2 separate regions of the Homo sapiens genome follow, and region 2 is linked to region 1. A link is a loop called in an ENCODE intact Hi-C map of the cell type or tissue named here. Cell type or tissue: IMR-90. All regions are shown on one strand. Links, peaks and the distances in the headings refer to the core of each region. The heading gives the core; the rest is flanking DNA.

What was found. A loop is a pair of places that touch in the nucleus more often than their neighbours do. Peaks named below come from ENCODE experiments on the same cell type or tissue, not always from the same donor. Only the 100,000 strongest peaks of a DNase experiment are listed, where the experiment ranks them.
Region 2: a loop joins it to region 1, with 3 times the contacts of the local background. A loop is called at or near these places in 7 of 110 quality-filtered maps.

The regions. Positions count from the first base shown.
Region 1 is chr10:61,730,069-61,741,537 of GRCh38, forward strand. All of the region lies in intron 5 of CABCOCO1 (ciliary associated calcium binding coiled-coil 1), which reads left to right. Among named protein-coding and RNA genes, the nearest start is that of CABCOCO1, 73 kb to the left of the region's middle. In IMR-90, for the core only: a CTCF peak has its summit at 3,463 (motif pointing left); a DNase peak (open chromatin) is centred at 3,453.
Region 2 is chr10:61,458,002-61,473,878 of GRCh38, forward strand. TMEM26-AS1 (TMEM26 antisense RNA 1) reads left to right here. Exons shown (of 6, transcript NR_120643.1): 2 at 9,497-9,591. Among named protein-coding and RNA genes, the nearest start is that of TMEM26, 13 kb to the left of the region's middle. In IMR-90, for the core only: no CTCF peak of the experiment used is centred there; DNase peaks (open chromatin) are centred at 5,730, 6,660 and 7,140; H3K27ac peaks cover 239 bases.

The sequences.
Region 1 (11,469 bases), core at 1-8,000:
CATGTTGCGTTCTCACCACTAAAAGTAAAATATGCCACCCAAAACAAAACAATGAGCACTCTTAGCACCCAGCTCTTGGTTTCTAAATACCATTGTCCAATAAAAAAAAAAAAACTAGAGCTTCTTAAGAAATGCCTGACTTTGGGTTTGGGAAAGGAAAAAATTAGATGGGGCTGGAATATGTTATCATGACAAAAAGTAAAGAAGAATGATGGGATCTTGCCCAAAAGACACAGATCCAGCTTGAAGGGACTCCTCCTAGCCAATGTGAACATCCAAGTAAATTATGATAGGAACAAATTGTAACTATTTGAGCAAAATACATATCCATAAAGCACTACAGTTATGAATAGGTAAATGAAAAAAATAGACATATGAAGAGGAAGGAAAATACATCAGTAGAATGACAACTAATAAATCCACAAGAAACAATAGAGTTTGAATATTGTCATTTAGTAACCATCCCAATAATTGATTTAGGAATGAATGATCAAAGAGTGCTGAACTTGGTAGGTGTAAGTTTGGTAAGGAATCAAATATTTAAAGCGTGCCAATGTATCTTCCCATAAAATTATTATTAACTGTTTATTAAGTAATAAATATAATGTACTGAATAATTAATTTCACAGTTGAGAAACTTGGCAGATATCATTTGATCTAAGTAATAAACATTCATAATACAAGTAATAGTGCAAATTATTATTGTTTCCTCCTCATATACTGCATTAAGAAAAACAACATGAATTCTGTGATATTACTGTCAAAAATGCATAAATCATTAAGAAACGTCAGACAGCCCCAAAGAGGGAGATTCTAAAAGGTAACTGTTGTAGGCTCTTTAAAAATGTCAAGGTCAAGAAAAATAAGGAAAGGCTGAGGAACTCTTGTAAATCGAAAGAGACTAAAGGAATATTTAAATAAAACATATGCTCCTAAATTGGATATTGGACTTATAAATAACATTCTTGGGATAATTGGCAAATTTTATTGGAGTAGAGGGATCGATCATATGGCAATACTAGATCAAAGTTAATTTTAATAGCTGTTTTCTGGTTATGTAGGAGAGTGTCATTGTACTTAAGAAATGCACATTGAAGTATGACAAGGGATGCAGCATTAGTCTGCAATTTATTTTCAATAGTTATATGGGAGCACTATGTATTATTTCTCTAACTATATGTAAATTTGAAGTTATTTCCAAAAAAAAGTAAAACAAACAGAATTCCCGAGGTCATGAGAATTCTAGGAATGGTCATCTGAGCTATCAGGAGAAGCTGCTTCCACACATACTGGCTCTTGTTTTCGTTGGGTTTTGTTACATAATCCTCTGAGGAGGCATGGTTCTTTCAGTCCTTCACCTGAAGATGAAACCCACATAAAATCCAGGATCTTCCTTTTATCTCCCTTGCATTGTAGAAGTTTTCAGTATTTACCAAATCTCATATTTCACCTTCTCATTTTTTTTTGTATTAAGATTAATACAGCAGTTGCCCCTCAAAATACTTCTAAGGAGTCAAACTTGGAAATTAAACAGATTTTTGCAGCAAAATTTTGATTAGTGCTTAATGGAGCATTTTGCTTAACTAAATTTGCTTTTGACGTGATATTTTATGAAAAATCTGTTGGCACAATTTTCTGACTGGAAAAACATTAAAAATGGAAGGGAGGGAGGGAGGAAGGGAGGGAGGACAGAGGGAGGAAGGGAAGGAGGGAGGGAGGGAGGGAAGGGGGGGAAAGTTTCTTTTTTAAAGGGAGATCTTTTAGTACCTCAAAGTCATATAAAATCCAGCAGAAATTGCTTCACCCTTAATATAGATGCCAGAAGTTACATTATTTTGAGTGATTGATATCAAGCCATTTGATTACAATTTACCTGTTCTAAAATTTCTAAACAATGAAGAATCTCATAATTAAAATGTTCTGATTAACTAGATTCCAGATTTTAAAGCAAAAGAATTTTGAATATATATGGTTCTATTGTTTGTCAGACTGTATAAAATTTGCCAGTTTTATATAACAATATTTAAAAGTAATTTTATTATGTGAAAGCAGATTACCCAAGTCTTTCTTTAAATCTACTTTTTGAATTCTTTATTGGCATAAAGATCTGTATGAGCTGAAAGAAAAGATATTTAAATTAATACAGTCTGCCTGGATTCCCCAGGGGAGTGATGAACTAGCATTTTAATTACTAACAAATTTAATTATTCAATCCAGGTGTGAACCATCAAAAATTTAGAGAACTCCTTTGCTTTAAGCAAGTACTTTTCATTTCTAGGAAAATATGATGCCATCAATGTCTAATCTAGAATGCAGGTTCAAAAAGCTGTCAGATTTGTAATGTGGTTACATTATTTTGTTTCAATTGTAAATTCCCAGAACATTAAATCTATCAATAGTTGACTGTAAAGACAACAACTACCACCCAAAAGTTAAGCCCTGCTGATATAGCCCACTTTAACTTTTTACCAGTCTTGGAATTACCTAAATCCTTTTGGCAAAACTGAAAAATGAAAAGTTTCCTTACTGGAAATAGATTTGCTATGTAAACAGTTATTAGAACCATATAATCTGTATCTATAACTACTGCTCCTGCGACTTTTCAAATTTAATAAAACTGTCTATTCAGTACAGCTTTCTTGGATTTGCAAGGCTCTGTTAGTCCTCAAAATAATAAGGCAAGGCTCACAAAGACAGATGGCAATTGCCAAGATTACAAGTACTTTTATATTGATTTTAAAAACTCTAGTAAAATATCAAAATATGTTATCTCCTGGAGAACAACTTGAAAATAAACTAGTGAAATTGAAAGTTAGGATGAGAAACGCTTATTAAATCTTAATCTTGGCCAAATCTTGATCTTTATCATTACAGTGAATGTTTTTAGAGCTTTTATTGGGATCAAGTGAACCAGTTTGGAAATGCTTTGATATTTATGTTTGGATTCTGTTTCTACATTTACTAAGATTTATGTAACTATCTACCATCTACTTAGCTAGATGTACCATTGCAAGTAGTATATACCGTGTTTAACTAATACCATTTACATATGCTTTTTATAAATAGTATCACTTATAGGTAATACATGCGTTTATCTGTTGTAATGTCTTTTGGGTTTGATTGCTTAACCAAATGTTCTAAACTATTTCTGTTATTTTAAAGCATTATATAATTTTAACCTATTTATAGTTTATTTCATTCAGAACATGCATCCTGCCATTTTTTGCTGTATTTTGAGATAAGATTTTATGTTAAATACATGCCTCAAAAGAAAGATTAAATTACCTACCTAATTTAGCAAAGAAAAAATATTTACCATATGTGAAGTCTACCTAGCTTGAGTTTTGAAATCCAGAATTTTCTAATCCAGGAGAAGGACTCACTATTTAAGGTGTTTAATCAAGAGCTGGAGAAGGACAGAATGAATTGCTGTGGCTGCAACTTACACCAGAGTCACACTATAGTGCCCTCCTGTGGAGGTTTGGTTAAAACTTCATTTTTGTGCCCATGAGAATGATTTTCAAACTAAGTGACAAAGTCATCACATTCAAAATTGCCAAAGTTCAATATAGTTTTGTCATTTTTTTCCTTTGCAACTAGACATTAAATTACTTTCAAAATATAAGAAACATTCACAGTTCAGAAGATTTGCAGTTCAAAATACAAACCGAGACTTGTCAGCATTTTATCTACATTTCTTATTTTATTTTAGTGGATTTTACCTCAATTTTTACTTAAATAGTTGAATGTTAAAGAGGAGAGAGCATAATCAGTTCCTGAACTAGGAAGATAAATTCTTCAGCTAACATATTTACAGATTTATGTAATAAAAAGAGTTTTCTTGTTAAAAGCATAAAGATTATAATATTGTAGAATCCCAAAAGAAAAAATAACAACAAAAGTTTAGACTATACACTCATTTATATTCATCAAAAAATGTGCAAACAGTGATTCTTTTTCAAACTGTTATACTTCCCCCCGCTTACCCCCAGTTGAAGAGTTAACCTTTTTTTCTGAAGATAAATTAATGCTACTTATTACGTATTTATTTCAAAATAATTTGGTTCATTTGTTTTTTCTCTCTGCCCTAAACCTCTTTTTACACTTAGTTTCAAGGGTATGAAAATGTGAATTTTATCATATGTGGCACGTGCACACTCATATATGCCCTGAGACTTCTTTACACAGTTGTCATTTGTACACCTTTAAAATTAAGTTTCAGTGTATACAAAATTCTCAGATCGATGGATTAGGTATTTCCTTTTGCATTTCCTCTTTTCCTCCCCAGCCCAATGCTCCACCACCCAAGCTTTTCTAATTTGCGACTGCCAGGGATGCCTGTTAACTATTGAAAACCTGAAGCCCACCTTCACTCTTCAATGGGATATTAAACAAGTGTTAAGAATCATAGAACCTAATTAAGACTTTATTCAAGAAGTAGGAAGGGGGAAAAAAAAAACACTAAAAAGACTTAAGAGAAAAACCAGGAAGTTTTACGCAGCATTTTATGTCAACAAGAAACACAATGGATTTTTATCTCTTCACATAAATCTTTTTAAATCTGTCTCCTGAAAATGGGAAGGAGAAAACATTGGTTTTTCAAAGTTTAAATGTCTGTAATTACAGACCATTAGCTAACTGGCAACGTTCATAACTAAAGAAGTAAGTGGAGCGCTCTCTGTAGGAATGGCCATTATCAAAGAGATTGTGAGTGAGCTCATCCAAACTAGAAGTGTTAGATAAAATTTTAAAACAAGAACAAAAATAGGATGAGAAAATGCAGAACAGGGTGGAAGATGGTGTTCATTTCCTTTAGTAAAAAATGGCTTAATTTGTGAGACCAGATTAGATAAGAAACATAACTGAGAAATTCAACCTAACCTAAAAGTAACCTTAAAATGTTAAATAAAATTTGCTTAGTACTGCGCATTCTTGTTGTCCTGTGTTCAAAAGAGAATTTAGAAGAATGAGATTTTTCCAAGGCCAGGAATACATAAAGTTCCATTAATGAGCGAAGGTGATATCTAAGATGCCTCTTTAGAATAGTCTCAAGAGAATAAAATTGGGAGCCAGCTAGAAAATTTCCCTCAAAACAATCCAGGATGAACCCCCAAAAGCCATTTATAAAGTAAGTAAGCATCACAGGGCTCAAAGTCAAAAGAGAATGTGTGGGGCTCAGAACACATCCTCTCCAGAAATCTAATTTAGTATCATCAAGAACTTGGTTTGCTCTCTTCCTAGACTCCACACAAGTCTGAGAGCAGTTTTCTATCAATAAAATCAGATAAAGTCATTGAGGTGAAATCAACTAAGAAGAGGTAGCTATAACCCTTAAATCTTTAGTCCTAGTTTCCCACCCTGGAGCAACCAAAGTTAGACGGAGAGCTACAGTCTGGTACCAATATAGCTTATTCCCCCACCAACCCCTCTGGAGCTTCTGTTGTCCTATGGAGGTCTTGCTGAAAAAGACGAGGGCCTTGCCTTCAAAGAGTTCACCTTATAGATGTGAATGTTAGCTTTTATCTATCACCTAAGTTTATTTTAGAAATGTTTTTGTTTTAATCCTAAATTACATTTCCCTCTGTATTTCTTCTGTCACATGAGCCATGGCAAAAATTGCTCCAAAGGCTTGATGAGAGTTGGAGAAGAGAAGAATATGTAACCAAGTCAGATGAGTGAGGGGAAGAAAGGGAGGTTTGAAGAAGTGCTCACAATTCTCACTCAGTCTTTCCTATAATTCCTTCCCATAGCAGTTCTGAAGTAATGTGGTTCAGAACCCCGACCATGTAGCTGAATCACCTGAAGCGCTTTAAAAACAAACTACGCTTCTCTAATTATCAGTGATATTGAACTTTTTTTCACATGCTTGTTGGCCGAAAGTATGCCTTCTTTTGAGAGGTATCTGTTCATGTCCTTTGCCCACTTGTTAATGGGGTTATTTATTTTTCTCTTGGAAATGTGTTTAAGTTCCTTATAGATGCTGAATATTAGACATTTGTCAGATGCATAGTCGGCAAATATTTTCTCACATTCTGTAGATTGTATGTTTACTCTGATAGTTTCTTTTACTGTGCAGAAGCTCTTAAGTTTAATTAGATCCCATTTTCAATTTTTGCTTTTGTTGAGATTGTTTTTGGTGTCTTTGTCATTCCTAGGTCCAGGATGGTATTGCCTAGGTTGTCTTCCAAGATTCCTATAGTTTTGGGTTTTACATTTAAGTCTTCAATTCATCTTGAGTTGACTTTTATATATGGTGTAAGAAAGGGTTCCAGCCTCAATCTTCTGCATATGGCTAGCCAGTTACCTCAGCACCATTTATTTAATAGGGGATCTTTTCCTCATTGCTTGTTTTTATCAGCTTCATGAAAGATCAGATGGTCATAGATGTGCAGCCTTATTTCTGGGCTCCCTATTCTGTTCCTTTGGTCTACGTGCCTGTTTTTGTATCAATACCATGCTGTTTTGGTTGCTGTAGCTATGTAGTATAGTTTCAAGTTGGGTAACATGATTCCTCCAGATTTGTTCTTTTTGCTTAGGATTGCCTTGGCTATTTGGGCTCTTTCATGGGTCCATGTAAATTTCAAAATAATTTTCTCTAGTTCTGTGAAGAATGTCATTGGTAGTTTGATAGGAATAGAATTAAATCTGTACATTACTTTGGGCAATATAGCCATTTTAATGATATTGATTCTTCTTATCCATGAGCATGGGATGTTTTTCCATTTATTTGTGTCTTCTCTGATTTCTTTGAGCAGTGTTTTGTAATTCTCATTGCAGAGATCTTTCACCTCCCTCATTAGCTGTTTGCCTAGGTATTTTATTGTTTTTTTGTGGCTGTTGTGAATGGGATCGCCTTTCTGATTTGGCTCTCAGTTTGGTTGCTGCTGATGTGTAGGAATACTAGTGATTTTTGTACACTGATTTTGTATTCTGCAACTTTGCTGAAGTTGATTATCAGCTGAAGGAGCTTTTGGACCAAGACTATGGGGTTTTATAGATAGAGAATTATCTTGTCATATGCAAACAGAGCTAGTTTGGCTTCCTCTCTTCCTATTTGGATGCCCTTAATTTCTTTCTCTTGCCTGATTGCTCCAAAGAAGACATACATGCGACCAACAAGCATATGAAAAAAGCTCAATATCACTGATTATTAGAGAAATGCAAATCAAAACCACAATGAGATAGCGTCTCACACCAGTCAGAATGGCTATTATTACAAGGTCAAAAAATAACAGATGCTGGTGAGGTTGCAGAGAAAAGGGAACCCCTCTACACTGTTGGTGGGAGTGTAAATTAGTTCAATCATTGTGGAAAGCAGTGTGGTGATTTCTCAAAAAGCTAAAAGCAGAACTGGTAACCATTTGACCCAGCAATCCCATTACTGGGTATATACCCAGAGGAATATAAAGCATTCTACCATAAAGACACATTCACGCGAATTTTTGTTGCAGCACTATTCACAATAGCAAAGACATGGAATCAACCTAAATGCTCATCAATGACAGACTGGATAAAGGAAATGTGGTACATATACACCATGGAATATTATGCAGCCATAAAAAAGCACAAGATCATGCCTTTTGCAGGAACGTGGTCGGAGCCAAAGGCTATCATCTTTAGCAAACTAACACAGGAACAGGAAACCAAATACCACATGTTCTCACTTATAAGCGAGAGCTAAATGATAAGAATTTATGAACACGAAGGAGGAAACAACAGACACTGGGGTCTACTTGAAGCAGGAGGGTGGGAGGAGGGAGAGGAGCAGAAAAGATAACTATTGGGTACTGAGTTAAGTACCTGGGTGATGTAATAATATGTACAACAAACCCCTGTGACACATGTTTACCTATGTAACAAACCTCCACATGTACCCCCAAACTAAAATAAAAATTTTTTTAAATGATATCTGGGGAAAATGTGGGAAATATCTTCACTTACCAATTAAAGCGTATACAAAAAAACAATAAATAAAATATCTTATTTAAAAAAAAAAAAAACAAAGACACCTCCCCCACCACTATTCTAATTCAATAGGTCTGGGGTAGGGCTTGGCATCTCTAGTTTTTAAATGCCCCATGGTGATTCTGATGCACAACCAGTGGCTGAAAACCAGCAAATTAAATTTTGCTGCAACTGTGTATAATTTGCCAGCATACGTTCATCTACCATCTACTCTCCCAAAAGAGACAGGAATGGAGGCCAGTTACAGGAGCAGAAAGGTAGCAGGAGCCTAGATCCCATAAGATTTTGTGAAAAGCAGAGCCACCATACAGCTTGGTACTGTCTATTTCTGGATTTTTATGTGAAGGCAAGATAAAATACTGTCAGGTCAAAGCTGCTGGAATTTGAATTTTCTGTCACTTTAACAGCTAAATATAATACCATCTAAATATACCAATATCACTACTTTATATTGCTTGTAAACAAATATATTTTTGCTAGTAAACAAATATTATATTGCTAGTAAACAAAAATTAGCCACCTTTAATTTTTACATATTTAAATTCAAAACATCTTAATGATAAGTCCAGAATCACCTCTATTATAACATATTTTGTCTTCTCAAAAAAATATGTTGTCTTATAATTGTAACTAAATATTATTGTAGTCTACATTATGTCTTAACAATTGTACAATAAATGTTGTAGTGGCTTGAACCTTCTTGCAAATTATGCACAGTAAAAACTATATTAAATCAAGCCCAAATAACTTTGAATTTCAAATATATCAACTTGGCCTGCACTAATAGTAAATTTTGGTCTATAAAAAAACAAAGACACTCATAATTTAGAGACTATTACATGGAGGCTGTTTATAAACCAGCTCTTGCTCTCTTAAGCAGAACAGTTTGAATTTGGCAGCATTTGTTGTTTATATGCAAATGGACATTGCTAATTACAAGTGAGTTTTTTTTTTCTTAAGTCATTTAGGTATATCCAGAATCTCAACTTGTAACCTTTTATTAGCACTGTCAGTTACTATACCAGTCTTTTTTAATAGGGATCTGCAAGAGAACTACATTCTACGGAAAACGATTAAATGACTATTTTCTGAATTTTCTCAAGGATAGTTGCATAGCTAGTAAGATTCTAGATGCATTGGAGAGAAATTAACTCATTACAAAAGTGGATGCCTCGGCCATGAGGGATAAATTCTCTAGGAATCTTGCTCGAGAGGTTGAGAATTGCTACCACTTGAAAGTGAAGTTTTATTTAGAAATATTCTATAATTCAGACTGCTCTCAAATTTAGACTAGCTTTCCACCAAATTCATCCAAATTGAAAGTATTTACTAGATATGGAAGTAGCTTTAATTCTTCAGAAATTTGAGTTCATTTTTTAAATTCTATCTTTGGTAAAAGTTCTCATGTAAATGTTATAAACAGCAATTTAGATTGCAAGTTTTAAGCATGAGACTGGTATGATAACAGCAGTATTTTGAGCAAAGTAACTTGGCAATGTTATAACAACATTTTGAAATGAAAAGTGATTAGGGACAGAGAGATTAATTGGAAAATTAGGAAATTGCTAAGTTTTTTTTTTTAATGCTAGCATATAGCAACGGTAATGGAAAGGAATGGACTTATGTAAAAAATATTGGCTGGGTGCAGTGGCTCATGCCTGTAATCCCAGCACTTTGGGAGGCTGAGGCACGAGGTCAGGAGATCGAGACCATCCTTGCTAACACAGTGAAACCCTGTCTCTACTAAAAATACGAAAATTTAGCCAGGCATGGTGGCACGTGCCTGTAGTCCCAGCTACACGGGAGGCTGAGGCAGGAGAATCGCTTGAACCCAGAAGGCGGAGGCTGCAGTGAGCAGAGATCGCACCACTGCGCTCCAGCCTGGGCGACAGAGCGAGACTCCGTCTCAAAAAAAAAATTATAAAGGAAATTTAACATAGAAGTTGGTAACTACTTGGATATAAACGACTTGAGAAGCTAAGACAAACCAAAATTTGCACACATTTGAACAAGAGGATCTAAAAGAGAAGTTGTGCCATTAGTATAATTCGAAGCCAATTTTTCATAATAATAATGAGATGTGAATATAAGTTTAGTTTTAAATACATTAAGTTTAATGTGATATTGGAATGACAAAATATAAACTTCCAACAAACAGATAGGACTGGATATGTACATTAGAAAGGTCATTACCTCAACTGGGAGAGGGAACTCTTGTATAATAATCTATCGCCATCTTTGTATAGATACAGCTTCTCGTACCATCCACTGTGACATCATGATAGAAAGATGCCAGATCCTGTCTGTGTGTCCTTTGTGGGCAGGCTCTGGACATGTGTGAGTAATGGAGGAGGAGAAACCAGGTTTGAAATGTATGGAGCTAGCAGCAAGCCTACGGGATATTCATCTAAACATCAGCTGTGTAGAAAGCTATTCAAGTCTTGCCATGATTTAAGTGACATTTTAAGAACTCTAAAATATATTTTTGAAGACTTGGAATAAAAACCAAAGTGCAAATGAAATGCAAACATTTTATTCAGTAAATTTTGAATATACCATTTTAACTGCAATTTGGGCAGACTTCTGGAATGTTTTAGTTCAACAAGTGAGAAATTACAACTTCTGATTTGGGATTATATGCAGGGTACCTTCTTTTGTCATCTTTAAATTGACTTATTTACTGAGAACTGAGAAAAAAATTAAAATATAGTGGAATATGAAACGAACAATATAAATGAGCAATGAAATCAATAGAAATTAATTTAACATCAAGAAGTAAATCATAACTCCCCAAAATTGAGGTCATAACTAAAGTAGGAATCCAATAAGAGGGCCGGGTGCAGTGGCTCATGCCTGTAATCCCAACACTTTGGGAGGCTGAGGTGGGAGGATCATTTGAGGTCAGCAGTTCGAGACCAGCCTGACCAACATGGTGAAACCCCATCTCTACTAAAAATACAAAAATTAGCTGAGTGTGGTGTGCACATGTAATCCCAGCTACTCGGGAGGCTGAGGCAAGAGAATCGCTTGAACCCAGGAGGCAGAGGTTGCAGTGAGCCAAGATCGCACCATTGCACTCCAGCCTGGATGACAAGAGTGAGACTCTATCTCAAAGAAAAAAAATAAAATAATAAAATAAAAATAAATAAATAAATTTTAAAATCCAATAAAAGGAAGAAATACATTTTAAATGGAAGCAATGAATAAGTTTCTGCATTGCTTATTATTAATTGCTAACCCAATTAATAGAAGTGAATCATATGACAACATTAAAAATAGATTTAAGCTTCTTGCATTTTTACAAAAAAATAACTAATATTGATGAAGGTAGCATAAATTGTATAATATGCCTTTCCAAGGAGGGCATCAACACAACTTGGTGAATGAGTGCCACCTATTTAAGGAGTAAAGAGTATTTTAAATTGTTTCCTGCATAAAATAACCTGAAAAGAAGCTTAAATCTTTTAGCTAATGTATGAAGAAAACTTGCTAAATGTTTTCTGA
Region 2 (15,877 bases), core at 2,192-10,191, 270 kb before region 1:
TTTGTCTTCCTGAATTATTTCTGTTTTTACTTGGTTGGTTGCTCAGTTCCATCCTTTACATCTAGGGTTTTATAACATGACGGTTCTCAAATACTCTGATGATCTTTTGTTGTTCATTTATATTTACAAACCAAGGACTGGGCTGGTTACAGGACATATTTGAAATAGGTGTATGAGTTGCTGTTTATCTATTAAATGGAAGAGCTGGCTGTGGTCCTGGATACTTGGGCAAGAAACACTTGTCAGGTCAGCTTCCGTAACGGGTGCAATGAAGAGGAGCAGGCAGGGGTGTCAAGGCAAGGAAGGTTCCTCTGGGAGCTGGTTCTTAGTGCATCTCATTCAGTCATTGGTAGAGCTGCCTTGACTTCTCTCTTCTACTCCTTGCCCTAGTTCTGGCTGCTGTGAAGATCCATATCTACCCATAACAATGCTCTGATTCTACCCACACCCTTACTAGAAGCCTCACAGCCCACCCAACAACTTTTCTTTAAAGAACACCTCTCAGGTTTTAGCTTGGGAGCAAATATCGCTAGTGATAGCCTCTAAGTAAGGAAGCAGAAGTGATCTCCAGATATTTCAATTGTTCTCAATATATGTGTTGAACAAACACCTCAAGCATTACTGCTGTTTGTACTTGCGGGTTGTGACTTCAGCTTCTTAAGGAGTGCTCATAGAAAGAACTGGGCCCACCTTGGCTATCTCAGTCTGTTTTCCTCTGCACTGGTTTTTCCATTGACCCAATCCTGTCTGTATTCTGTCTTCCTGGATTTCCTCAAAAAGGAGGTTCACCCCCTCATGCTTTCTAATACTGCTTCTATTGTATCTTTTTGGATTTTCAAAATCTTTTCTTCCATTTCAAAGGTGAAATCTTAATTCTCAGTTCCCAATTTGAAACAGAAAACTCACAGGTTGCTTTACTGTTCAAAATGTGTGTATTAAACAGGAAAAGGAATTGTAATTATTTCACATTATAATATAACAGGAAGGAAAATAGAACTTTATTATGCTAGTAATAACTATCATAATTATTCATCTTTAGAAACTAATAAAAGTCAGTGGTAGTGATCAGTTTTCAGACACTTCAACAGCTAACAAGGAATAGGAATCTAAAGTGCAGGTGGAGGATCTTGATTAAGCCACCTTCTTCAAGAGTTGGCTCCACTTCTTATGTGACAGTTGGAAAGTTACTTAATTTCTTTGAATTTTGGTTCTCATTTATAAAAACAAATAATGATAGACCTTCATGTCTATTATTAAGATTAAATTAACTGATACTTCAAAAGTGCTCAGAAAAATGTCTGGAATAAAGCAGGTACTCAGTAAATATTTGTTGAATAAATAAATAAAGATATAAGTGAGGATTGGGTAAACAACACCCAAAACAGAAAGGTATAATTCCCCAGCTGGGACCATAGCTGAGTATTCTAAGGCCAGCTGCTTGTAAATGATGGGGCTAGTAAATGTCATTTGTGTGAGCTCAACGCCTCACTCCATCACAAAGAAGGGAGAACACTGATCAGTAGAAACATTTGATCATCTTCTGTGATGATCTAAATTTGTTCAAATAAGACTAAGGTTACAGTTACAGGATGAAGATAACATGAATCACTAAATCATGAACATTCCTAGCCACAGCAGCTCTAGAGTGAGTTGACATGGAAAGCATTGTAAGATATTGCTTCGTTTATGTATAATTTAGAAGAGGTGGTCAGGTGCTATAAAGGAACCAGTGGGGTGGCAGTCCCAACACCTTAATTCCATCCCAGCCTCAAAATCCCCCTTTGTATAATGGACCTAAGGATGCCAATCTTGTCCATTTCATGATCATTTAAAGAATCACATGAGGTAATGATTATGAAAATGCTTTGTACATTGAGGTCAAGGTTAATATCATCAGTGATAAGTCATGTTGATAGCATGCTCCTTTTGTATGAGGTTATGAAAATGGCACTTTACCTCTGTGATCTTCCTCCAAAAATCTCACAAAACATTACACAAAGACAAATTGAGGGACATTTTTCAGAATAACCTACCAATACTCCTCAAAACCGTCAAAGCCATGGAAAACAAGCAAAGACTGAGAAACTCTCAAAGACCAGAGGAAACTGAGGAGACATGATGACTCAATGTAATGTGGTCTCTTGAATGGGATTCTGGAACATGAGAAGGAAATTAGTAACAAAAAATAATGAAATCCGAATAAGGCCAAGAGTTTAGTTGGTAATAATATACCAATGTTGGTTCCGTATTTGTGACAAAAGTTATGTGATAATGTAAGATGTTAATAAGAAAATAAATGAAGAGTACGTAGGAACTCTGTACTATTTTTGCAAATATTTCATGCAAATCTAACTATTATAAAATTTAAAGGTTTATTTTTTAAAAGTTGATAGGTAAATATAACATTTTATTTGGTTCTTTAATTTTATTTCAAAGCAGATTATACATTTAAAAATAGACTTCAGAAATGTCAGATAAAGGAATTATGTGACATTTTAAGAATACTTTTCAAGTACCGTAATCAATTACCTTTCTGCTGCCTTCCATGAAAATAGTCTGTTCTATGATTGTTGTCATCAATAAAAATCATTATCTCAGTTCTAAGAGGTCCACAGAGCTTATCTAGTCCAATCTTCTCACTTTACAAACTGAGGCCCAGAAGGGGCAGGTGACCTTTCCAAAGTCACAGTCTATTTCATTCTTAGCAGCTTTAAGAATGTGAAATAAGAGATATTTTTATTATACCCAAAATACTAGAAAAAAATGAGTGTGTGTGTGTGTCTGCCAGAAAAGCTTCAAATATGAGAGAGAGAGAGTGTGTGTGTGTGTGTATGTGTGTGTAAAGCTTCAAGGAGTCACCTAACCCAATTATGGGACTGGCCTTAAATAACCCTTCTAGGAAGGATGACAACTTGCCATACCTTAAAAGATGAGGAGAGAGTTCACCAAATGGAAGGAAAGGGGGAAGGGATTCCAGGCAGGAGAAGGGATGTCTTGTCCTCCAAGATTGCAGGGAGGAAGGAAGGGTGAGGGTTTAGATAAGAGAATGACTAAAGTGAGACAGAAAAATGATATAGGTCAGGCCTGATGATCTCAGCCATCATAGTAATAGGATAGGAGACCATGTGCTGATAGTGAAGTGTGGGCATTGGTTGGGGAACTGGAGGAGAGTGGTGAGGACTTGAGCTTGTCTTTGAAGATAAAGAGTAGAATCTAAGAAAAGGTAAATAAAAGGCTAATGAATAATTCTAAGCTTGTATTAATAGCATCATATAGGGATATGCAATTTCCTCTAGCAACTTTCAGTTGTCCACATATAGAGAAAGTGGACTGTGGCATTCATCTAGGATTCAGTTTTCTTGGGCAAGGTCAACAGAGTATGAAGATCTAAAGGAACCAAGGATGTTAATATCAACTTTTGTGAGATCAGCTGTAAAGTCTAGGAGGAGTAGAACAAAAAAGAAAATGGAGGAAGTCAACTGACTAGAAGAAAATAGAGGCAGCAAGAAATTGGATGTCTCTGGAATGACCAGGGAAGGTAAAATCTCTTAAAAGTAAATTTGGTAGAAAAGGATCCTAATTCATGTGCCAAGCATCTGAGTGAATAAAAGGAGATGACTGGAAGGTTAAGAGAGTCATAGGCTATTAAAGAAGATGGCATCAACTTCAAAAGAGGATGACACCTACAAAATGGTAGGAGCTCAACTGGGTGCCAAGAGAATACATCCTGGGATGGTGGAGGTACAGATGTTGAAGTGCAGAATTGCAAAGCAGTAAGAGATAAAAGCATGACAAGGAACAATTCACAACTGCAAAGATATGGAACCAATCTAAGTGCCCACTGACCAATGAATGGATAAAGTAAATGTGGTATGTATACACCATGGAATACTACTTAGCCATAAAAAGAACAAAGTGATATCTTTTGCAGCAACTTGGATGGAGCTGGAGGCCACTATTCTAAGTGAAATAACTCAGAAATGGAAAATTAAATACTGTATGTTCTCACTTATAAGTGAGAGCTAAGCTGTGGGTATGCAAAGGCATACAGGGTGATATAATGGTCTATGGAGACTCAAAGAGGGGAGTGGAGGGGAGTCAAGGGATAAAGAAACTACATATTGGGTATAATGTACTCTACTCAGGTGACAGGTGCACTAAAATCTCAGATTTCAACAGGATACAATCTATCCAAGTAACCAAAAACTACTTGTACCCCCAAAGCTATTGAAATAAAAACATTTAAAAAAAAACATGCCAAAGAAAGGAGATACCATGGCAATGCATTTTGTTTGGTGACCAAAAATTGCAAAATGGGAGGAATGGTTGAAAAAGCTCCTCTCTAATATGGCAGGGAGAGTAGCAGCACAAGGTGAGGGCACAGGCCTTAGCATCAGGCTGTCAGCACTATGTCCCTACAGGAAAGAACCTAAACCTTTTATGCTTCCCTTTTCTCCTTTGTAAGAGCACTACCTAACATGCTACTGTGGCACCAAAGAAGGTAATGTGCCTGTACCATAGCGAGTGAGTACCTAATAAATGAGAGCCAATGGTTTTCTTCCCCCAGCTTTCACTGTGGCTAAAGGCTCTAGATAGTCTTGCAAGTCTGTGCAAGGCCTGCACACAGTGGACAGATGGCTAATGACATCCTGGTGCCAGGTAGACAGAGCATCAGTGAGGTTTGAGTGTGACTACAGTCTTTCATAATGTATCAAGTTTGAAATATTCAGATGTCTAATATTTATGCCTACATTGAAAGACAAAAATGATGGAGGTTAACATCCCCAATCACCACTGCAGACACAATGATGGAGGTTAACATCCCCAATCACCACTGCAGACACAAAAGACAATTCCCTTTTCGGCCAAATAGCTATTTGGAGCTATTGCTCCCCAAATAGCTAATCTAATTCCTGCAAGTAAGGAGGAGGCACATACCTGGCAGAAAATAAGGAGGGGGAAAGAAGTTGAAGTGAGTAAGGGACAGGAGCAAAGAGCTGCGAAGAGACTGTATAGAGGCAAAGTTATCAAGCAAACCCACTTGAATTCCATGCCCCTAGGCTTGGATTATATTTATAAGGAAAGGGTCATTCTTGAGATCTATGGAGTCTTTAGTTCTCATGATAGCGAACATGTTGGTTATATTTATAAAATAGAATCATAACTACATCTGGAACTTTTACACAGAAATTAAGGTTGACTTACATGCCAGATTGATTAACATTCCCAGATAAGATGGTAAAGTAAAGATTTATTTTACTTTGCACTCTTACAGCGTGGATTATTATTCATACTTTATTTTGCAAATTGGTGGTAACCTAACTGCAGCCAAATCAAGAGTTCACATGCCAAGTTTTGGTCTGAACAAGTTTTGCATCCAATATACACTTGGCCAGAAAAATAAGGAGATAGAATAATAGAAGAGAAAAGAAAGTATTTTATGCACCCTGGAGGTCAAAAACAGATGTGAGTAGGGCCCTTGTGGAGTGTGACTAGTTAACATCTGGTAATCCCTAATGGATTTCACTGTCCATTTGTAAGTTTCCCCCAATGTTTAATATCAACAGCTATTCAGGAACGTAGTGACTTGCACAAAGAATAAAATTTACAGATATCAAAGACAAAGCCAAAAAATTACTCTGTTCTTGGCATCCATCCTTTCTGGGCAAAGACTACATATTTTCTTTCTGTTGATACTATGTTTAATAAAGCTATGCGATTGGTTAGATTTCGATTGAGCTGAATGTGTTTTGTTTTGTTTCTTTTTATGACTCAGTGACAAAGGGAAATATAAAACCTTCTGCTTACTTAATCAGAGAACTCTGGTTTCTTCTATGTAATTTGAGCAGAAATTGAAAAAAACCATCCCCAGAAGGAGTAATTATGCCCATACTGGTGGGAGGAAGACAAGCAAGGGATGGTGAGGAAGGTAGATAATCTGGCCCATTTTCTTCTCTTGGCGCATAGTCTGTCTGATTTCTTGTTCCCTTTCAAGTCACTCTTTTTTGCAGTGGCAATTCCCACAAACTGCAGAATTTGTAAGAAAATTTACAAGAGGGGCAGAAATGTCTGTATTTCTGACCATAAAGGCTTCAAATGCTGAGGGACACACTGGAAATGTTTTGCAAAGTTGATGCAGAAGAGTTATAATTCTTATTGCTAACTGCAACAATTGAGATTAAACATAGTTCTCCACACCATCCACACACCAATTAATCCAGACATTCCTTTGACAGAACAGGCTACCCACAGAATTGCTAACTTAGTAACAAATTGGTTAGTTGATTAGTAACAAATCAATGAGGCATCAATTTGTGGACCTACTCAGGTCCATTGGTAGTGGTTGCCAGGAATACTAAAATGCTAATATAATACTAGGCATTAGAAGATTCTTAAAAAGAAACAGGGTCTCTGTCGCCCAGGCTGGAGTGCAGTAGCACAATCTTGACTCACTGCGGCCTCAAACTTCTGGCCTCAAGCGATCCTCCCAGCTCAGCCTCCCAAACTGCTGGGATCATAGGCGTGAGCTTCCAATCCCAGTCTAAACCCTTAACATGCTCAGTGGGAAAGAAGCATCTCCTTGGTGGATTGGATTTCAGATGCCTGTCAGGGAAGTGGGAAGGAAGACTAGCAGCATGTGTGCTACTGAGTTTCCATCTCTGATTTAACCAAAGGAGTGTGTCATCAAAAGATGTTTCCTAAGGTTTAGGAATTTTCCATTCAAGATAAACCTACATAGCAGCAAATGCATGTGTATATTATACAGTATTAGTACAAAACTCAATCACATGATAGTGCTTTCTATCTTTACAGGAACTTTTACACGTGCCATGTCATGAAATGCTAAAATGACTCCATGAAATAGAAACAGGATATATTTTTATCCCCATTTTACAAATGAGGAACTGAATTTTGGAGCAAATAAGCGATTCACCCGAGGTCATGCAGCCAGTATGTTAGAGAATTTAGGAAATATTTCATAGTCACTTGGATATTTTGTAATCACTCAAATTTCTGACACAAATTAAGAGTCAGAAAACTGTGGGAAGTATGGCTGAGATTTTCTGATTCCCACATTCTGCAACAATAAAATATAAACATGACTAACCAGGATACATTTACAATACACATGACTAAGTGACAACACGTGGGAGATAACTGGCTTTTGAAATGCATGTCTGTATTAATCAGAGTTCTCCAGAGAAACAGAATTAATAGGGTTCTACAAACCTGCAGAGCCTATATCCCAGCTTGAAACTGAAGGCTGTAAGGCTGCTGTAGTACCAGAAAGAGCCACTGTCTCAGAGTTCAAAGGCCATCAGGCAAAGGAAAAAAGAACACACACAAAAAAATAAAAAAAATAAAGTTGATATTTCAGTTCAAAGGCTGTCAGGCAAGATAAATCTCTTACTTGGAGGAAGGTCACCCTTTTGTTCTACATAGGTCTTTAACTGGTTTGGTAAAACCTACCCACATTATGGAGGGCTGTCTTTTATTCAGTCTACCAATCCAAATATTAATCTCATTCGAAAACACCCTCACAGAAATACCCAGTTTAACCAAATATCTGGGAATCTCATGGTCCAATCAAGTTGACACAAAATTAACCATCATAAGCCCACCCTTGTCAACTTGGCACTGTACATGTCTCTGTAAAACACATATAATGTCCAAATAAGGGTAATAACAAGATCATACTTCCACCACATTATACAGCTATCCTGCATACAAGCATAACTGCACTAACCCTTTCCCCAGAAGAGGATGCAAACTCCTTGCATGATGGACTCTTCTCCTTAATGTCTCATAACTTAAGTAAGTATGTGGGAAGAATGTTATGAAGTAAATTGTGTCTTCCCTCCGCCATCGGTATATTGAAGCCTTATCCCACAACTTGACTGTATTTGGAGACAGGGCTTTTAGTAGGGTAATTAGTTTGAAATGAGGTCATAAGGGTGAAGCCCTAATCCAATCAGACTGTTTTCATAGAAAGAGGAAGAGACACTAGAGGTCTCTCTCTCCTTGCTCACATAGAGGAAAGGCCATGCAGGTCCACCGCAAGAAGGCAGCCCTCTGCAAGCAAGGACAAGAGGCCTTACCAGAAACCTACCCTGCTGGCTCTTGATCTTGGGGCTTCCAGCCTCCAGAACTGTAAGAAAATAAATGTCTATTTTTTAAGCCACCCAGTCTGTGGTACCTTGTTATGGCAGCCTGAGTTGTGTAATACAATGACTAAAGCCCTAGCTGGGTTATTTCTCACTATCACAGAAGAGGAAATTTATTTAAAATATATCAGTCCAATTATTGTGTGCATGTTCTAAACCTTTCTGTTTAATTTCCAGGCTGGACAGAGGCCTTAAATGGGGCTCTTTTTAAAAAGAAATCAGAAGACATATGTTCTTGGGTATTTTGAGGGCTGGATTATAAATTCCTTTATGTCTTAGGGGAAGATTTCATCATGCTCTTTTAAAAGCTGCATGACGAACCTATCAATAGCAGGGAGATGTCTGGAACAGAGAATACATAATCAACAAATTTTCACTGAGTGTCTACCATATGCTGAATCTCGGAGATACAATAGGGGTAAAGGCATATGCTGTCCTTCCCTTTAGGTAGTATTCTAGTGAGGGACCTAGGTTGTGAGATAGGGATTGGGTATTGATTCATCTGAACGTTTAAGGTTGTTATAATAAAAAAATTGACTTTTAAAAGCTCATTTGGAGATTCTAGTAGAAAGCACAGCTACACATGTAGCCTTAACCTGGAAGAAGATACTGCTCCCTGACTAGCAAAAGTGTTCCCTTTTTCATTTGTCACCTTTGGCTGTAAGCAGGAGTAGCAGATACCATGGCCTGGTTATACTACCATCTCAACATCAAGCTACCAGTTGGGTTATAGAAGATTTGGTTTAGGTCCAGTGGATTTGCAATCAATGAAGAGCTAAACTAGAGTTACAAAGACAGTGTCTGGTGTGTGTGTGTGTGTATGTGTGTGTTTTAATTTATACTACACAACCAACTTTCAGAACCCTAATTTGCTGCAAGGCCCCTATGTTTGTAACAAGGTGGTTTTCATTCTTTCAGTAACACTGTTTTTTGTTTTTACCTAGTTGAAGAGACCTCTTGAAATATTTTCAAGTGTTATATAATATTTTCATGTGTGTTAATACAACACCTTTATGCTGTAAGTCCAAAAGAAAAGTCAAACAAAGGGTCGTCTGTAGCAACACTAAGGTGTTTCCATTTTTCACTGCTCTGCATTCACAGAGTTTGGAGATGACCTATGAAGCTATAAATAAAAGCAATACGATTTTTCTGTAAAACAATTTCTAAACTTTTCAAAACGTGCAATGTTAGATTCATGTAATAGATTGTTACAGGCTTTCCTTGGGGAAGCTACAGGCTTTTTTCCCTTTTACGAATCAAAAGTTGATAATGCAGAAATATTGCACAAATATCATGACAATATCTTTTCTTTTCTTTTTATTGAACAATAGTTGTGATTTGAAGAGTAACCTTCTTCAGAAAACTGTGGAGACTTCACAGAAATGGCAGAAGCTAGTTGAAGTCTACAAATTACCTAATGGAACAGGTAAGCTTTATGCCTTTAAAATTTTATATATATATATATTTTATATTTTCTTTGAAGTCTCTGGTACAGAACTTTTCAGCTCGTAATATTTTGTATTGAGCATGAAATTGACTGCTGTTCTCACTGCTTCGTCTTTTCAAAGCCCGCAATGTAGGAAAAAAAAAAATCGATTTTTTTTTACAAGCCCCAAATCCAAGAACCATACCAATGCTGCCTTTCTTTCCCACAGAGCCGTTAAAAAATATATATCAACATGGCTTCTACCATATTACTAAATTCTATCAAGTTGGTACCCTTCTAACAACAGTAACAACAGCAGATTCCCAAAGTCGTAAGGAGTGAGGAATGGTGAATGGAAACAGTAGGGAGGGAGTTACGGAACAGTGTTACTTTTTTTTTTTTTTTTTTTTTTTTTTTTGAGACGGAGTCTCACTCTGTCTCCCAGCCTGGAGCGCAGTGGCGCAATCTCGGCTCACTGCAACCTTCACCTCCCAGGTTCAAGTGATTCTACAGCCTCAGCCTCCCGAATAGAGTAGCTGGGATGACAGCCACGTGTCACCACGTCTGGCTAATTTTTGTGTTTTTCGTAGAGACGGGGTTTCATCATGTTGGCCAGGCTGGTCGCAAATCCCTGACCTCAGGCGATCCGCCGCCTCAGCCTACCAAAGTGCTGGGATTACAGGTGTGAGCCACCGCGCCCAGCCCAGTGTTACTTTTTAAGACAGATTCAAGAAGCTTTAAAACTGAGTTGACAATTTAGTCACAGGTAAAAATATACTGCATGCAATTAGCTAAAAATTTCTTACAGTAAATGAAAGTCTTGGTATGGCAGACACTGCAAACCTACCAAGGCACATTGAGTTATGAATTGAGGTTTGGACATTCTAGCATGGACAGCTCCCTTCCCCCACACTTCAAACTTCAAACTCGTCTACCTCCTGCCTCCCACACACAGACTCCCAGTCCCACCCTAAATTGACCTATTGAAACTTGCTCTGTTGCCCTCAAAGAGTAAGAGGCTATTTATTCTTCCCTAAACATCCGACTCCTGCACATTCCAAACTAATAGACACAGCCATGCCCCAGGTTTCTGTAGGATCCATAAACCTCACACGCAATTCAGGAGCCTGAATTCCACACGCAACAGAAATTTAGACCAATGAGGGACAAAGTTAAAAGTTCCTTCTGGAGGAAGGCTGAAGAAGAGAAATCAATCACTTACGAAAACTGATGAATGATTCTGGCTCTCAGGCGAGGGAAGAGGGGTCCTGTGCACTCTGTGGGGCTGTTTGTAACCCTCCAGAGTCACCTGCATGCTTTGGGATAATAGTAAAACTAGCTATCACTAGGAAACCGGGCCACTACGCCATGGGACATCGGCCTTAAGAGTGGGATGTGGGCCGGGCACAGTGGCTCACGCCTGTAATCCCAGCAGATGGGTTACCTGAGGTCAGGAGTTCGAGACCAGCCTGGCCAAGATGGTGAAACTCTGTCTCTACTGAAAGTACAAAAATTAGCCAGAGTCGGTGGCGCACCTTTAGTCCCAGCTACTCGGGAAGCTGAAACAAGAGAATCGCTTGAATCCGGGAGCAGAGGTTGCAGTGAGCCAAGATCGCACCACTGCACTCCAGCCTGGGCGACAAGAGTGAAACTCCGTCTTAAACAACAACAAAAAAAGAGTGAGATGTGAGAAGGGAAAAGCGTTTTCCTACTGTCCTACGGAAGAAAACCAAACAGTCAAAGGCAAGGAGCCACGGAGCTCTAACCATCAATGGCAGATCCACACACCAGGTGAGCAGCTTGAGCAAGAGCTGGGAATCAGCAGCCCGAGCACTTCCAGAGATGATTACCCCAGAATCCACGGTCAGGGCACTTCCGGAGTCCACAGTCAGAACACTTCCGGAGGTGGTCACCTTGGATCTGTGGTCAGGACATTTACAGAGGTGATCACCTGGGTCTGTGGTCAGGGCACTTCTGGAGATGGTCTCTCTGGATCTGTGGTCAGGACATTTACAGAGGTGATCACCTGGGTCTGTGGTCAGAGCACTTCTGGAGATGGTCTCTCTGGATCTGTGGTCAGAACATTTTCTGAGGTGATCACCCCGGAATCCACGGTCAGGGGCACTGATGGAGACGGTCATCCATAGGATGGTCAGTGACCCTAAAACAAGACAGAGAGTTAGTTATATGGGGACAAACATCCGCCCTCATAGACTTTGAAAAAAGACTCTGGGTGAGTTTATCCAGGAGCCGTGAGCTGGAGGGGCCTGCAAACCTTCAGGTTACTTTTTCTTAAAGCACCATTGATCAAGGCTTTTTCATGGTTAGAGAGCAAACCAAGGCTACGTGTCACAAATGTAATTTAGGTCCTCTACTGAAAGCTTAATGGACCATTTGCCCCCTCTATCTTGTGTGCTTTATTCCTTTTTAATCAAGAAAATTAATTTTTTTAATTAAATGTTTTTAAATTCTGCACTCCTATTCATATGTTGTCCTACTGAGTTATTTCTTGTGCCATGAGGTCAGAACCCACAGGAATAGTTGAATTTTGGGAATAGAATTTGAGGAGAAGGACCAGAGGGCTGAGGACTGAGCCTTTGGAGATGCTCACAGGCAATGGACAGCACCTAGAAGAAGGAAGAATTCAGTGCCAGTTGGCTCATGCAAAGGTCAACCAGCCCAGAAGTCTATATTAACTGATACCCTAAAACCTCGATTCTTATTTTTACTTGAAATATAGAACAAAGTTGACTTATACATACATATACACATGAATATGTAAATACACATGAATGAGGAATCTCTCTCTCCACACATACACAGGCCATTCTAAAGTCGTTTTCAGAATGTCTTATTATTGAATGAAAAAAAAACCTGAAGTATGTATGTTACTTTTCTAGTTATCTAAGAAAGAAGGGTATAAATATTAGGTTGGTGCAAAAGTAATTGTGGTTTTTGCCATTATTTGCACCAGCCTAACAGATTCATTGTTTTTTTAATAGCTGAAGAGTACACCATTGTGTGGACGTACCATAATTTATTCAGCTAGGCCCCTTTTGGTGGGCATTTGAATTGTTCTTAGTAGTTTGCTGTTACAAAGCACTGGCTTACAGTGAATTGCCTTGTCCACATATCTTTTCTTGCTTTTTCCAGTGAATCATTGGGATAATTTTTTTAAAGTAAGATTGGCAATAGTGTAAATGAGTATGTGATTTTTCTAAATATTGCCAAATTCCTTTTCCTATAGGTCGTACTATTCATTTTGTATTTCTACCAGCAATATATAAGAATGGCTGTTTCCCACCCCATCACTAGTGTCATCCACAGAGTGTGCACTGACATTGGCATTTTGCCAACCTAATGATGAGAAATGCTATCTCAGTATAGTTTAATTTCACTTCTCCTTTTGTAATTGATTGAGCATTTTTACATTTATATTTCCCTATAGAAAATATAAAATTTAACTCTTAAAAATTCAGCTTACCTGATATCAACATTATCAAAATATATCAAACTTCCTGTGTAAACCTAGAGCGAATGGCTATTTTTGTGTCCTAGCTACAGACAGCAAAATATGGAATCCTTCCCCACTCTTTGTAGCAATGACCCTTTAAGTCCTAGGTTGTCTCAACTTCATGATATCCATACCACACAAGGGAATGAATTTTTCCCCTAATGATTATATAGGTTACATTTTTCCAAATGATATCTTCTTCAGTTCCCTCCCAATGTATTCCATTTCTTAACTCAATAACACACATTTACTGAGTTTCTACTATGTACCTGAACAACATAGATCCCATAGTAACCAATCAGAGCCAGTCTTTCTCTGGGCTGCTGGCACCATCAACGCATTGCAAAATTCCAGAAATTTCTGGCCACTCACAGTTCCCAAGCCCCTAATAAAACTATTTTAATTCTATGTGTTTCCTCTACCCAATATCAACATTTTGCATAATTGGGATGCGGAAAAACTCTCCACTCTGGAGGAGGCTTTGAGTTTAGAAAAGAAAGCAGGGTGGAAGAGAAGTTGTTCTTCAACAAAACAAGATTAACTAAAAAAACAAGAGTCCTGAGGAGTCCTGGGCTTTGCGGTCAATGTGATTTATCATTCAGGGCTCTGACTAAGACACAAGAGTTGAGTAGCAGGCAACTTTTGAAGCTCTACAACTTACTGAATTTTAGTCTCTTCATTAAAGTATAATCTGAATTTTATTCTCTTCATCCAAGTATAATTCTTTCATTTACAATGAGTCCAAGAGAAAAGATACATTAAAATATTTAAGATTATTAAGTAGATACTAAATATTATAAAGTCTTGACCAAAAAAAGTGCTTCTCTTGAATAAACAATAGCAAATGACTCAAATGACAGAGATGATTTGTGAAAGTGCTAATAGTTAGACTGTATTTCAGAGCTGACTAAACTTGTTTTTTCTTATAGCCCCCCCATCCATGCCATTAGCAAATTCTACTTTCAAAATATATCTTCAATTCTAAGCATTCTCATTATCCCACTGTTATCCCTCTAATTCAGGCCTCACCTAGTCTATAACCACAGCCTCCTAACTGGCCTCTCTACTTATGAGCTTATCCGTACTTCAGCCTTCAGTTATACCTCAATTATCCATACAGCAACCAGAGTGATGATTTAAAATTGTGACACAGCTCCTGCCACTGATCCTTCACGCCCTCTATTGGTTCACAATCACACCCGTTTAAATCCAAATCCCTTTCATGGCCTGAAAGCCTCCACTTGATCATGATCCAGCCCCTCACCTCCTCTCTGACCTGGCCTCCTCTCACTTTCTGTCTTGCTCATTCTGCATGGCCAGAAGTCTTCTCACACTTCCTGATAAAATCCAGACATGATCCTGGATCAAGGCCTTAGCACTTCCTCTTCCTCTGCTTGGAACTCTTGGCTCATAACTCCCTGTGACTTCCTTCAAGGCTCTGCTCAAACACTTAATTAGCGAGGACTTCCCTGACTAAAATGGCACTTCAGTCACTCTCTGCTTACCCTGATTTATTTTTCTTCATAATATAATTTTCAATACGTGGCACACTTTATACTTATTTGTTTATCGTCTGTCTCCTCCTACAAGAATGTAAACTCCACCAGAGGAGAGACTTTGTTTTGTTCACAGATGGATCTGCAGGGCTTAGAATTGTGAACGAAGAGTTATTACAGTGGCCTGTTCCCAGGAGAGGCATGTGAAATAAAATTATGAAGTGGGATATTGCTTTATCGACAGCTGTTTGGACTGTAAATACTCCTTGTCACCATCAGGTTACAAAGTCTCTCGTAACAAAGATAGGGAGGTAGGTTGGAGAGGGGTAGGGACAAAAAAAAAGAAGAGGAGTTAGGGTGTTCCTAATATGGCCCAAGGGAGAAATAATGGTGGTTTGCATAAGGGTATGGCGGCCCAGATGGAGAGAACCAACAGGGCTTGGTAATGGTTTGAATGTGGGAAATGAAAGAAAAAAAAGAAAAGAATAAAAATGGTCCTTGATAATTTTTTTTCGCACGAACAGTTGAGTGTATACTGGTGCCTTCTGCTGAGATGGAGAAGGGTGAAGAAAGAATGAGATGTGTGTGTTTATTTGGAGAATGGGGATTGGTAATAGTAGAAGTTGTGCCAACCCCCCACTTCCACAAACAATGTGCACACACAAGCACACACCCATCTATTTCCCACACTTCTCTGCTCTGCTTTATGGCCAGGGTGTGCTCTTGTCGTCTGATTTCAAATGGCATAAGGCAATATGAGGTACCAGCAAGAGGCTGAATAAGAAACAAGTAGGAGAATTTATTCCTTTAGACCCTCCCTGTCTCACTCCAGTTCTGCCAGTCACTGCATTCTGGGATTGCTACTTCAATTGGATGGACCTTGTTCTATGGCTTCAGGCTTTCCCTGGGTTCCTTTTGCTTGTCCCTACAGGATTAAAGAAGATAACAGCTTTCCAATGTTGCTAATCCCTGGATGCCTTAACACCTTGTATTGGCTTCTATAGTTCTGCCCACACCTTGGCAAACTGTACTTCATTAAACTTTCTTTTTTTTTTTCATTGCCCAGGCTGGAGTACAGTGGCATGATCTCAGCTCTCTGCAACCTCCATCTTCCAGGTTCGAGCAATTCTCCTCCTGCAGCCTCCCCAGTACCTGAGATTACAGGCACGCACCACCATGCCTGGCTAATTTTTGTATTTTTAGTAGAGACAGGTTTTTGCCATGTTGGCTAGGCTGGTCTCAAACTCCTGACTTCAAGTGATCTGCTTGCCTCGGC